Linked DNA regions of Mus musculus: region 2 is linked to region 1. The links are chromatin contacts, found by Hi-C or POLR2A ChIA-PET in ENCODE. All regions are on one chromosome and are shown on one strand. Each heading gives the region's core, a stretch centred on a gene start or an enhancer-like site at or near the end of the contact. The rest is flanking DNA. Distances are from core to core; before and after follow the strand shown. Region 1 holds the start of 4933405E24Rik (RIKEN cDNA 4933405E24 gene). Region 2 holds the start of Csf2 (colony stimulating factor 2 (granulocyte-macrophage)).

What was found. Hi-C counts contacts between places; a loop is a spot of excess contacts on that map. ChIA-PET counts read pairs that join two places held with the same protein, here RNA polymerase II (POLR2A).
Region 2: a map of Patski shows a loop between it and region 1 (2.1-fold over the local background). The contact joins the promoter of Csf2 here to the promoter of 4933405E24Rik in region 1. A Hi-C loop is called at or near these places in 1 of 37 maps with a recorded cell type or tissue (Patski). POLR2A ChIA-PET finds 5 or more read pairs at or near these places in 1 of 5 experiments (Patski).

Annotation. Positions count from the first base shown.
Region 1 is chr11:54,211,361-54,218,384 of GRCm38, reverse strand. It overlaps 4933405E24Rik (RIKEN cDNA 4933405E24 gene), which reads left to right and starts at 5,097. Exons shown (of 3, transcript NR_045506.1): 1 at 5,097-5,555. The region is part of intron 3 of Gm12223 (a long non-coding RNA gene); the gene reads right to left.
Region 2 is chr11:54,246,541-54,254,021 of GRCm38, reverse strand. Csf2 (colony stimulating factor 2 (granulocyte-macrophage)) reads left to right here and starts at 4,123. Exons shown (of 4, transcript NM_009969.4): 1 at 4,123-4,561; 2 at 4,659-4,700; 3 at 5,459-5,584; 4 at 6,327-6,752. The coding sequence starts at 4,412. The coding sequence ends at 6,434. It overlaps Gm12223 (a long non-coding RNA gene), which reads right to left. Exons shown (of 9, transcript XR_003949549.1): 5 at 712-766.

The DNA.
Region 1 (7,024 bases), core at 3,848-6,347:
TTTTTTAATTTTTAAAACTACAACTTAAAAGTTTTTTTTTAAGGGTTTTTTTTTTTGTTCTATTTTGTTTTGTTATTTTGTTTGAGACATGGCTTCGGTGTGAGTCACTGGCTGGTCTAGAACTCACTGTGTAGATTAGAACAGCCTCAATCTCAGAGATCGGCCTACTTCTGCCTCCCCAGTGCTGGTGTTACAGGTGTGCACCATCATGCCCAGCACATACATATGCAGAATACTTGTGTGCATCCTCTTCTCATCACTCTCAAGTGCCCAAATCAGTGCCTAGCAAGAAGAGATGTTCAAGCAATGAATGAATGGATTTAACATGGGAGAATTATTGAACAGAGCACTGACGAGTCCTAGCAGCACAATAGGGTCAGAAAGTGAAGTCAGACTGTATAGATGAGGCTATTCCTACCAAGTAGCTTGTCCAGCCCCCGAACCACCAACCCAGAAAGCACAATGAAAAGCAGTTGACCTGTGGGACTTCTGTTTCCATGACAACCAGGGATCATTCAGGTGTGGTCCTATCTCCAGCTATTCCTGTATCCTTTGCTAGGTTCGATAAACAAGTCAACTCTACCATGGTCTTATGTTACTGAGAAGGGTATTGGCTGTGGTCAGCACTGTCAATTAAGGCGTGGATGTGTGAGAAACTGAAAAGTATGCCTACCAAAGGTTTTAGTCATGTCAAGAGCTAGCCCAGCTGTGTTGTCTCAGAAACTTCCACACCAAGGCAGATACTCGCTTTTCTCAGGGCAGGTGGCGGTTCTCGGGTATCCTCTCAGTCTCTGAATAATGGTAAATGTGGTTTGTACTCCACTTACCACTATTCACCTGCCAAGCCTTCCTCTGAACTGGCACTGGGCACCCTGCCCACTGAGTGCAGCTCCTGCCTCCGCAGACGGTTGAGCCATCCTCCCAAGTTCCCCTGCTGAGAAAGCTTTTCCCTACAGAGCAGGCCAGTGCGCTGAGACTAATTTGCTTCCCAGACCACTCCTCTGACAGATACCAGCATGGAGCGGTACGTTGGGGAGGGTAGGTGGGTACCTTTCATTACTTTCACAGGCACTGTCAAGGTCCTCTCTGTTTCTAAGCAGATAGCATATTTGGCCTGCCTCAGTCCCTCCAGAATCAAGGCAATGACCTAGGTCTTTGGAGAAAAAAAAGTTTGACTTTCAAATCAACAACCAATAGCAACTAGGAAAAAATGTTCCCGTCCTTTGAGCAAGTCACTTGACTGTCCCTGTGGGTTTGGGGCTGGGTGGCTAAACACCTAGGTATGGATTAGGAAGGAATAGGATCAAATGTCCCTCAGAAGCACCAGGGAGCGCAAAAACTGGGCTGAGACCCTCTAGGCACTGGGCAGGGTGGATAGACCAGACGAATTCTCAGAGATCTGGGTCACACACAGGTGAAGTGCCCCGAGGAACCAGGTCTGACCACAGGCTATCACAACCCTGTCTGTCTGATAGGCAAGAGCTCTGAGCCCAGGTGATTTGCTCAAAGTGTCTCCAGGTATTCCAGGTCTACTGGCAATACTTCAATTTTCAGGTTTTCTCTCTCAAACAGAGCATCCCCTAAGACAGGCTACAAGCTGGTCCCTTTAGCTTCCAAGTCCTTAGACGACACACATTTGTCCTTGGTAAACTCAGTAGACGCCATTGCACCCACAGTCCGTGAGATGGTGAGGGTGAAGTGCTGAAGAGAATGGAACAGGGTGTGGAGCCAAAGATGAGGGCAGAGAAGGCCAGATGCCTCCCTGGTTCCTGCCTGCCTGTGGCTGAGGAGGCTAGGCTACAGACTCTCGGAGCCATCCTCCACACTTTGAGCCTTCTGCAACATAGGGGCTGGGGGATAAGGGGTGGGGCAGGGGTCACTTTTGTGACTAATAACCCAATCATGGAAAATGACAGTTTCCTGAGCCACTCGACCAGAGGTAGCCACATAACTCTTTATGATGTGGCCAAAAATTCCTCCTGCCACCACAGCCCTAGAAAAATGGGTCAAAGACATCTTCTATGGAACTCTCCAAGCGGGGGCTTAGTTCACACCATCTACTCCTGTGTCATCGACCTGCAAACACTGGCGCTGTTTTGACAACAAGGTCATGTTCCCTGCAGTGAGCTCACCCTTGACTCGGAGTCAGTCATCAGTCCTCTCCTGCTTGTTCCTCCTTGGGGGAATGATTAGCTATGGAAGTCACAAAGGCTGTCTGGTATTTGTCTCTGGAAATGTGTCCATAGTGTCTCTGAGGTCTGCAGGGGTATCTAATCCGCACAAGACACTTACAAATGGCTGAGGACGATGTTGGCCTAAATACCTGTCATCTAAGATGGCATACTCTCTCTTTCTGTGTGTGTATGTGTGTGTTCACTGGTGGATGTGCATGTGTGTGTATGGCATGTGTGTGTATGCCATGGGTCAGCAGGTGGAGCAGTGGCTATCAGCCTTCCTAGAGCTGCGACCCTTTAATATAGTTCCTCATGCTGTGGTGACCCCCAACCATAAGATTATTTTAGTTGCTACTTCATAGCTGTAATGTTGTGACTGTTATGAATCAATCGTAACAGAAATACTTTTGGAACTAGGGGTTTGCCAAAGACCCACAGGTTGAGAACCACTGAGGTTGAGTGTGGGTGTTCCTCACCAAGGCGCTGTCCACCTTGTTTGTGTCTCCCTGTCTGGAACTCACCTATTAGGCTAGGCTGTCATCCCCCAGTGCTGGAGAAGGGAAGTGCATATGTCAGCACTCCTGGCTTATCTTCACATGGGTCCTGGGAATTGAACTCAGGTCCGCAGGCTTTAGCACTTTAGCCACTGAGCCACCTCGGGTTTTTGGCACTAGGCTGCAGTTGATGGCTGGCTGCTAGACCCAATGTGCATGGTGCTTTCCCCCTGAATATCAAGCATCCCATTGGCAGCAGGGTATGGTACATCTTGTACCTGGTTTGCATTCAGTGCTAGGATGAGCTGTGGATCCTGGGCCACCTCTCCCAGCATGCTGAGATTTAGCTACTTCCCAGATATTGGGCATGGCCTTCTGTTGCAAGTGTTGCGGTGGAAGCCATAGGAATAAAGCAACAGATTGAATTGGGTTTGAAGCTCAGGCTTGTGCTGACTCATAGAGGACCAGCGTGGAAGTGAGCAAGGGGCCCCTACTTTCAGGCAGTGGTAGACAGAAAGTGCTTAGCTCTGAGAGCTCCAGCCAGTAAAGGCTCAGAACCAGCATTCCCCCTGCAAACAGGGCTGGGATCTCCAGCATGGACATCCCACAGGTCTGAGGAGAAGTTGGCTCTTAAAAGCTGAGGATGGGTTGATCTAAATGCCAGCTACCCAAGATGGTCCAGAAGCCTCATCTGATCTCTGGCTATGGCTGGGTAAGGCTGATGGCCTTGTCCTGACAGGACCCTAAGAAGCCTCTAGTCAGTCTTTAGTAAGGGACAAGAGGTCCTGTGTCTGCCTGGCACAGTGCCGGGCTTTTGCTGACTCATAGAACTCTGCCTAGAGCCCAAGGCCCAAAACAATGATTCAGGCAGCTCGGAATCCAGGGAAAACCAGCTTCGCTTTCCACCAGAGAGACCAGCCCAGCTGGGCATGAGCTCACCGGCCAGACAGTGACAGGGACAGTGGGAAATTGCCCATCCTTTATAGGCAAGAAGAAAAAAAAGGCTGAGTTTTCAGCTGAAACATTCTTTGAAAACCCCATATCAACCCATCTAAAATTAGCTTTCGGCATCTAAATCACTTCCTGTTACAGAAACCACAGGCCCAATGCTTCAGTCACCGCTCTGCCTGCTAAAAGGGGGTGGGGGCCCGTGATGTATTAGTGCTGCACACCAAAAACTGTAATGATTCAAAGGAGACATGGAAATTGGGAGCCCCTCTCCCTCACAGCATAAGGACTGTTATGCAAGGTCCATGTAGGCTACTGCTGCGGCAACAAGGGTACAAACATGTACGTGCACAGCACGCATGTGGGCACAGCCAGACTCACATACTGATGGGCACGGAGCAGAGCCTTCTCCACTTCTCCAGAAGAACTCCCACAGGGATGGTCTCAGCACACCTCTACCATGGTTCTTGTCTTTTATTTGTGAGACAGGGTCTCTCTATAGTCCCTGTTCGTCCTGGAACTCACTATGTAGACCAGGCTGGCCTCGAACTCACAGACACCTGCCCTGCCTCTGCCTCCCAAGTTCAGGGATTAAAGACGTGTGGCACCAAACTCATCTGCTGTGGCTCTTCTAAACACAGGATGCATGAAGAAAGGAAGGCAGGTGTCTGGCCTGTTTCTGTGCCTATAGTTCTGTCCTGACTTCTCTTAAAGGTTCTAACAGGCTCCAAAGAAACAAGGTTAGCTCTGTGCTTAGCGTTTGGTCAGCCACTGCCAAATGTTTCCTGGGTAGGGGAAGCCAGGTGGGACATGGGCTAGAGACATAAAGCAAGTCAGAGGCCACCTCTGCATGTAAGGAGCTAACGTGGAGGCAGCCATTTGAATCTCAAAGCTCTCCAGAAACCTTGCAGGCTTCAGGTCTGGACTGCAGGTGCCAGCAGCTGTGACAGATGAGCAGCCTAGCCACGCAAGGGAAGCTGATATGTGTCACAAACCTGGTGAGCTTCAGTCAGTGTCATGCGAACTATGAGGGAAATTGGGCATGCACCTGATTGTTTGATTATGTTTGCTGCTGTTCTAGGACCCTTAGAACTCACCGTACAGACTTCCACTGTACAGAAGTTTCTCAGTAGATGCCTATGAGGGAAAAAAAACAGAGATGGAAGACTGGATGATGTTAGCACTGAGTACCTACCAGCTCCCTACCTGGACACACAAGGCAGTGTATCCCTCAGCAGTGCCTCTACAGTGGGGCTGCTGGGATGCCAGGTACCTGCCTGCTTCCATAGGAATGATCCAACTGGGTGGCCTTGGTGGCTTCATCTTGCAAGTACAATGGCTGGCCTCGGTGAAATCATCTTTAGCGTGATAGAGGCCTGGCATCAAATGGGAGTCTTCCTATAATGATGACAGAACTATGCCCATTATGCCCCTCAGCACTCTATGGTAAAGAGACCCAGCCTCCAGGTAACTGGGTTGCCAGGTGACCATGCATACTCTCACGAGCATGGCTTAGGCATTTCCTAAATATTTCAGGTTACTGGGAAGAAAAATCCAATTGAACATTCACAAGGCCTCAGCTTGGGGAACTAGGTATTCTCAGGCCTCCACATTTGGGTATGCCTGGCTAGAACTAATGGAGAACTTTCATCCGAGGATATGGGGGATCAGGGAGAGTCCAGAGTTCCTCACAGGCTGTTGGGATGACTGTGAAGTTAATGAAGCAAGGGGGATTATCAGCACTGGAATGGCTCTTGTCTGGCTCAACAAAGCTAAATGAGGGTCTTCAAAAGAGCTGAGATCCTGGGGGTGGTCAGCATCCTTTTACAGAAGAGACTATTTCCACATGCCTCCTTTAAGTTAAGCCCTAACTAGTCACCGAGAAGCCAATGAAAACATAACCGTGTCCCTCTATAATCATATGTTCCACTGAAGACAAGTAAGTATAAGGGTTTGTTGTTGTTGTTGTTGTTTAATAGGCTCTCCAGTAGTTCAGGCTGGCCTCAAACTCACTATGTAGCTTCAGACAACTTCGAACTTCTGATCTTCCTGCCTCCATCTCTAAAGTGCTGGGATTACAGAGGTGTGTGTCACCATACCCAGTTTATATGGTTGGGGAGATTGAACCTGGGGCTTTGTGCATGCTAATCAAGCACTCTTACCAACTGAGCTACATCTCCAAGCCCCCAAGATAGGTAATTATAATACCAAATTGTAAGTACATCTCATAGGGAGAGATGGGATTCTGTGGGTACACGGAGAATGTATATGCAAGCCAGTCTAGGGGCAGGGTACAGTTCTGGTTGACTGTGATAGAACTCAACAGGAATAAAGTATCACTAAGCTGAGTGAAGAGATCAAGAGATTATGGTCAACTGGTTGTATACCTAGAGTTCAGTGAAATTTGACTATGGAAAATCTTCTAGTGTCATTTCCTACAGTAGTGGATAGATTTTTAAAATGATACTGGCAACAGAGACTACTCATCCGGAAAACACTGCATACCGCTGTTGGGTTTTAGGTAGGGTTGAGTGATTCGAGGGAACTGAGATGGGCTACTGGGGAATAAGGAGTCTATTAGAAGAGATAATGATGCCATGGACAGACAGAAAGAGGGTCAACAGCATGGGGGGAGGTCCAAGGAGTATTTAGGCCACAGCATCAGAGACAGGCAGCATGGTGGAGTCTCTGAAGAGATTCAGAGCATACATGGCAGAGGAGAGAACCTCTTCTTTTCCATTTTGAGGAGTGGAGAAGGTTCACAGCAAAAGCCTATATATAGCCAGGCTCTCTGATTCCCCGGCAGGAGGCAGTGAAGTGGTGGGGTGTGGGGAGCAGGGTGTGGTACCCCCTTCCATGTAAACTTACTACCCAAGGACTCACATTGTCTCAGGAGATGCCTGGATGTATCTATGAGAGGCCTGTGCGAAGGCTGGATTCCAAATACATCCTTACAATTAAGACTGTGATGGGTACCCTTTGAGCTCCAGGATTATATCAGCAAGCTACAGGGATGTAGTTAATAGTGCAGCCTTAGAAAAGGTGCCAACTAGGGCAAGACAATACTAGTTATCAACACTGTTGTTCAAGTATGACTAGTAGGGTCCCCACCTTTGCATTAAGATATGAAAAATAGAGCTGGAGAGATGGCTCAGTGGTTAAGAGCACTGACTGCTCTTCCAGAGGTCCTGAGTTAAAATCCCAGTGACCACATGGTGGCTCACAACCATCTGTAATAGGATCTGTAATAGGATCCTCTTCTGGTGTGTCTGAAGACGGCTACTGTGTACTCACATACATGAAATAAATAAAAATAAATCTTTAAAAAATATGAAAAATAGGTATAGAATATTAAAAGCAAATTTTTATTTTAGATTGCTGGTTGTTCTGAACCTGTGTGTGTGTGTG
Region 2 (7,481 bases), core at 2,874-5,373, 37 kb before region 1:
TTTATGACTTCTTTTTGCACTTCAGCTGGAGTGGTACAGGTGGGCCTTACCCATATGAGGGATCATAGGGACTCTAGGAGGTGTTGAAAGGACATTGACAGCTGCTCTGTGTGTGTGGGGGGGTGGGGGGGCAGCATTGCCCAGAGACAAAGATCCTGTGAACATTATTTAAGGCCAGAGCCTTCTGGGATCTGAAATCCAGAGAGACAATCAACATACCCGACAGACAGGGGCTCCAGGAAAGAGTGAAGGAGCCTGGAAGACCCAAACAGCTCTGTGAATGGCTCCTTCTAGGACCCTGTCCTGATGAAAATATAAAGCAGCAACCACCGCTTTGATTATGGCCCCTCAGCTCCTGAAGCTGGCAGGTGTCAGAGCCAACCAAGGGTCTGCAACTCCCACTACACCTAGGGTTGGAAGAAGGGCCCTTAGCACTTCAGGAGGTTAGGATGGCTTCTCCCCTCATTTCTCCTTTGGTCTTTTCCCCATGCACTCCCAGAGATTCTTTCAAGGGGCACAGATAAAGACAGTGTCCCCTCTGGGTGCCTGCTGACCTCTCAGTTGGAGATAAGGCTTGGGGCAGAATTGAGGGGTGGGACACATTCCTAACCATGGAGGGAGAATTCTGGGTAGAGAATCCCAGGCAGTGGAGGGCATTGTGAGAGGCAGGCCCAGTGCTGCTTTCATGGGTTGTGTGCCCATAGGACTTACCTGACTATATGGGCTTGGCATGGTTTCTAGGTTCTGGGGAGACAGCAAAGAAGCCCTAAGAACAAGAAATAAAGCCAAAGAGGAGGTCTTACTATACTTGATCTATTCTCAAAAGCTGGCATTCCAGCATAATCCAGTTCACGCAGCTTGTACGGTACTGGAACACCCCAGTGACCTCTCAGGGTCTCAAGTGCTGGATCCATATTGCAGTAATTAGCCAAGCATTCTCAGACAATACTGGCTTTTTCTTTCCCTTATCCAGTCTAGTCTGGCTGACACCCCAAACCTTACTGCTTGCCTATAGTTTCCTCACTGAAGCAAATAATTACTAACCTAGCTGGCTTCCCTGGGACAGAGACAGACACTGTCATTCTGTCTGCCCCATACCCACTTCCCATGGTTGTTTGTTTTTTTATGCATATCTTCATTGGCCCTCTCAACCATGTGCCTATAAATCTAGGTCTGGTTGTCCCTGTCCTCTACTCCGTGGGGCTACAGGCATGAATTCTCTGAGAGCTAGGACCATATTATATAGCCTCCTGGAGGCTTAGCTGAATGGATGCTACCCTCAGGTCCTCCCCGATTCATCAGAGCTCACCAGTGCCAGGGACCTGAGGATACCCAGGCAGCTGAGACAGAACTAGAAGGAAAGTTGGCCTTTTAAAATAGATTGGGGTGGGTCAAAGACAGAGAATGTGGAGGGGGTCACTCAGGAGTGGAGACAGAGAAGGCTAGAGTTGTGGCTCTATGTGCCTAGAGTAGCAGGGAGGGAGTAGGACCACCTTCTCAAGGACATACAAGCCACCCAGGGTGTTGAGCTGTACTGTGGCTCTCAAAGTGGGACAAGACTCCACAAGCTTTGTCTCTGGGTGGAAACCATCTCTCTACTTCACTACATCTGTCCAGAGAGATGCTCCCAGAGGCTGGGACAGGACAAGGGACAACAGTCCTTGGACATTCCAGAAATTCTGGCTCTTCTGCCAGGTTAGGACTTCCCCAGGATGGGGAAGGTATCAGAATGCTGCCTCCCTCTGGGAAAAATCTTTCTATAAACTTTCCAACAACAGATACAGCATCCATCAAGTGGATGATGCAATGGAGCCTTTGGAGGGGTACTTTCCTGGGATATTCCAGAATTCATGGTGGCTGAGTAGGGAGAAAAGAGCCCAAGCCTGGGGTATAGTGATATCTAGATAGAGGGCAGAATATGCTAGGAAAATTCTCCTACAGCTCCAAGATGTCCTTGGGACAGTCACAGGCCACTCCTGCCTTCCCACCAATAGAGCTGCCCTGATGGACAAGTGTGTTAGGTCCACCATTTTCTGGACTAGGCAGGTGGCCAGAATTTGCTGTGTGGCCCATTCCCCTAGAGCAGGAGAAAGCATCCATGTATGGACTGAGCTGCAAGTGGTCTCTTAGATCTCAGACTCCATTAAGGACGAAGGCCTCCCTGAAGAATGTTGATCATCAGGATGGGTCAGACCATCTTAAATGCTCATGTGTCTGTCCCGTGGGATGAGAGGGACTTTGGGGCCCATTTCCTTCCCTCCTGGTGTTGACTTCCTCTTGTGATAAAGATCCTGGGGCAGCCACACGCTTCTGGTTCCCCCAGGGCCCATGTCAAGGGACACTCCCCGGAAACTCCTTCCAGAGGGTTCTCTCCTGGCCTTGTGGGCTGGGAGGCCAAAGAGGGGTCACTCCACCCATCTGGTCCCCACCTCCGCCCTGCCACAGCCCCACTGAGGCCCTTGAGTCAGCAAGGCTGTCTGATGCTATTGCCGCTTCTTTCCATGCGTGCAATCTAGGAATGCCTGCCCGTGTCACCGCCTCCACCCTGATGTCATCTTTCTAGGAGAAAGATACATATCTACCCACAAACTGCATCCCCAAGCCCTTAGAATCCTGCCCCATAAGTGACAACTTTGGCACCTGTAGACCATATCCTTGACGTGAGTCTTGACTCTGGGGCCTCTGCTTTCCTCTTAGCCACCACCCTGCCACACGCTTGGGCTAAGACGAATGCCTTTAGTTCTTCAACATGGCCATTCTGGCCCCCCAGTCTCTCTTTCTACATGATTCCTGTGGTCTTGTCCTGAGTTCCACCTGTTATCTGACCCTCGAAAGCCCTCACTTCTGTCTGGTTTCATCAGTCCACTGAATCAGCTTCTTGGGCCCTAAAGCATGTTTCTTGGCTAGGGGCCCCCTCTCATATCAAGAGGGCACCGCCAGAAGCCCAAGGGTTCTCACAAAGCAGGCAAAACAAGTGTGGCTCATGTTAGATGCACCCTTATGTAAAACCTCCTCCACCTTGACATGTTCCTATGAGTACATATATATCCAACACCACCAGCATACACACATGACTGAAGAGATACACATATGTATCCCCATGGTCTCAAACTTCCTGTATAGGAAGGCTTGGGCCAGATCCCTTGGGCAAACACAAACTCGTGCCGTCTTCTCCAAAAGCCATTGTGAAAATCAAACACTTGTTAGCCCCTTGAGACCATGCTGCCTTTCCAGAAGCAGTTCCTGATTCCACAGAGAGCTTCTGGAGAGGGAGGTGGGCTGGAGCAAGGGGCTGTGCAACAGACTAAGCCTGGGAGAACTTGCCAGGGAAGCGGGGGTTGGGGCGCACGTGTGTGTGTGTGTGTGTGTGTGTGTGTGCGCGCGCGTGTGCGTGTGTGCGTGCCTGGTTATTGTGTTACAGCTAGTTACTATGTTACAGCCAGCCTCAGAGACCCAGGTATCCCATAATGGTACAGATAGCAGTAATGTGTCCTTTTTGAATGGCAGGCTGCTCTGAAGAGGGTAAAGAGGCTCACATAACTCAAAGGAAGAGTCGCTTGGCAAAGGGGGAGGGCAGAATCAGCAGTCAAATGGGAGTAGCCTTACCTGCCCCAGCCAGAAGCTCTAGCCATGCTGTGAATTTTTAGGATTGAACATGCCTTTGTAACTGGGATTGTAGCAGTCAGTTGGGATGGTATCATAAGAGAACATGGTATAGTCTGCCTGGCTTCTATACCCATTGCTGTCATTCTCACTGCTCCCAAGGTGGCAGGGGTGGGGCTTGGCTGGGCAGAGTTTGCCCAGAATGGTCTCCTCAGTGGGAGTCTGTGGAGACCATTATAGAATTGTGTCATTGGGCTGGACCTTATTTAATTAGATAATGAGGTGGACTTGTGAGAAGTGTATATCTCAGAAGGTGGCTGGAAAGAGAACGGGCCAGGACTGGGGCTGGAATGAGCCACCAGAGTAGGTAGAGCTTGCCCAAAGGCCTCCAGGAACAGCAGGTGCTATGGAAGCAAGAGCCCCACTCAGTATCTCCCAAACCCCGCCCCAGCCACTCCAGGCCAGGAAATCCAAATATGCCTGGAGGCCCCTCAAAAAGGAGAGGCTAGCCAGAGGCTGGGTCAGACTGCCCAGGCAGGGTGGGAAAGGCCTTTAAAGCAGCCCGCAGGTGGGCTGCCAGTTCTTGGAAGGGCTTATTAATGAAAACCCCCCAAGCCTGACAACCTGGGGGAAGGCTCACTGGCCCCATGTATAGCTGATAAGGGCCAGGAGATTCCACAACTCAGGTAGTTCCCCCGCCCCCCTGGAGTTCTGTGGTCACCATTAATCATTTCCTCTAACTGTGTATATAAGAGCTCTTTTGCAGTGAGCCCAGTACTCAGAGAGAAAGGCTAAGGTCCTGAGGAGGATGTGGCTGCAGAATTTACTTTTCCTGGGCATTGTGGTCTACAGCCTCTCAGCACCCACCCGCTCACCCATCACTGTCACCCGGCCTTGGAAGCATGTAGAGGCCATCAAAGAAGCCCTGAACCTCCTGGATGACATGCCTGTCACGTTGGTGAGTGAGGGAGAGAGTTGGGTTGTTCCCAGGCCACCCATTGGCCCTTGTCTTGCCCTGCCTTTCAGCTTGGTAACACGGCACTTCCTTTTTACAGAATGAAGAGGTAGAAGTCGTCTCTAACGAGTTCTCCTTCAAGGTAAGCTGCTTCTCTTTTGCTCTTCTCTTTTGGTGTAGCTTCCCGGGTTGCCCTGCAGGGCTGCTTTAAATAGCCTCTTGCAAGGCTTTCTACACTCTTCCCTGCCAGTGGCTGCCAGCGGGAGGGGGCAGAATCTGGGTAGTCAAGATCTCTATATCCATTCCTCTGTAGCAGTCACGTGCACTCTTTTATCGTCCAGAGCCATGCCCCTGTGGCAGTCATGTGCACTCTTTTTATCAAGTGAGCAATAAGTTTGGGCAGAGCTAGCTTTCAAAGGTCAGAGGTCTTCAGGGATTGATGGGAGCATGAGAGTCACTTTATGAGTTGGCCTTGTTGCCTTCAAGTTCTCTCTGTGCCCCGTGACCATGGAGAGAAGGTATTGATTATACAGGGGCACAGAGGGTATTGATTATACAGGGCACAGAGGGGCTTTTGAAATAGTGCTTCCCCACACAGAAGTTTGGGCTCTGGCCATCTCCTTCTTCTAGAATGGCAGCAAGTAGCCTTTGCTTACAAATTTTTTTTTTGGGGGGGGGACAGCACTTGGAACTGGGAACCTCTATGGTACCAGACTATAAACATGGCTGTGGTAGCTGAGGTGGCCTGGACCAGGCAAGAAGAAGGGCAGTGCTCAGGACAGTGTTATGACTAGCCCCAACCTGTACCACTTGGTGGGAGCAGAAGGGAGTAGGGAGAAGTTAGCTTGTATTCTATGGACACTTGGCTTTTGCTTATCAACAAATGGATGCTTCCCACAGAAGCTAACATGTGTGCAGACCCGCCTGAAGATATTCGAGCAGGGTCTACGGGGCAATTTCACCAAACTCAAGGGCGCCTTGAACATGACAGCCAGCTACTACCAGACATACTGCCCCCCAACTCCGGTGAGTACACAGCATCAGGGCCCCAGGTCTTAGTCTGGGAGGGTGCGGCCAGTAAGGAGAGACTTCTGGCTGTAGCTGTTCAGGGCCCCAGTAAGTGGTTTCTGTATTGTTAGATGTTTCCTAGGAGCCCCCCAAGAACAGGCCATAGCTCCTATTCATCCCTAGACCCTAAGCTGAGAAACAGCAGAGAGCCCACTGCTCTTCCTAGGAGGAACCATCTGCCCATGTCACACATGCCATTGTCAGTCATGAGGTCAGAGGTGAGGCAAACCCAAGGAAGCTCAGGGCCTGCCCAAGCCCAGGAGAGCCAAGAGCCAGCACCCAGATGCCACTTCCTGGCAGGACTTTCCTGTAAGGATGCCTGTATTCCATGGATACAAGGAGGAGGCTCCTAGAATGGGCAGACACCCCAAACATTCCTATTTCCTTTCCTCATCAAAGACAGTGAGCCTTGTGTCTTTTTAGAGGTGAGGAGATGCCTCAGGCTGGTTGCTTGCTTCTCGGTGGGAACCAAAGAGGCAGACCTGAGACAGTCCTTCTGTAAGGGCACAGTCCCTGGGTGCCATTGGCAGAGCTGTGCATGCCTTAGGCAGCACACGGGCAGCTATAGTGTCACCTGATCCTTACAAATGGGCTTCTGGCCTCTGAGTTCTCAGCAGCGAGAGAGAAATACACAGTTCTTTCCCCACGTGGCCCACTTACCTGGACTCAAGTGCTGTTTATTTTTTTCCATTCCCTCCAGGAAACGGACTGTGAAACACAAGTTACCACCTATGCGGATTTCATAGACAGCCTTAAAACCTTTCTGACTGATATCCCCTTTGAATGCAAAAAACCAGGCCAAAAATGAGGAAGCCCAGGCCAGCTCTGAATCCAGCTTCTCAGACTGCTGCTTTTGTGCCTGCGTAATGAGCCAGGAACTTGGAATTTCTGCCTTAAAGGGACCAAGAGATGTGGCACAGCCACAGTTGGAAGGCAGTATAGCCCTCTGAAAACGCTGACTCAGCTTGGACAGCGGAAGACAAACGAGAGATATTTTCTACTGATAGGGACCATTATATTTATTTATATATTTATATTTTTTAAATATTTATTTATTTATTTATTTATTTTTGCAACTCTATTTATTGAGAATGTCTTACCAGAATAATAAATTATTAAAACTTTTGTTTGTATAGTTATCTGGTTTATTTTGAAAGGGGAGAAATTTGGGCATAGGTGGAGTGGGGGAGCTATTGGGATATGGTATTGATGAGAGTCAATGCTGTCATGGCCAAAGGGAGGTGAAATCAAGGCCTGGGTCCAACATCAGCCTGGGTGGGGGATCTCACAAGCCTTGGTGGAACTTCTGGGGTGCTCAAGAGCATCTGTCCCAGAGAAAGGTTCACCAGGAAGTTGAAGTAACCGGTTCACAGACATGGCTCAGAGAAGGGGTGTCATCCTTTCTAGGAACTAAGGGACTTCTGGAGTTGGTGGACAAGCGTCTAAACAAGAGAATCCTAGCATTCAGCAAAATACTGTTCCCGTTTGAGATCACAGACCCTGTGTCACTATTCTGCCCTCACACTTGGGGCCTCAACAACTCTTAAAGTAAATCAGCAAGTAGACTAACTGTTCGGAGAAAAAGAAACTAAACCACAGGGGTCAGATCTCAGCATATTTACCCAACTTTCCCCCCAGTGGGTGATCTTAATCTTTATCAGTCAGAATGGCAGTATGGTGTATGTTGGGGCATAGCTCAAAGGTGGCACTTTTCTTATATTTTTGGTTGTGAGCCTAACCTTTAACGACTGAGCCATCTCTCCAGCCCAGGTGGCACTTTCCTTAACTGGTTTTTATTTTTCCATTAAACTTTGACTCTCATGGGTATTTTCCACTAAAATCCATGGCCTTGGGG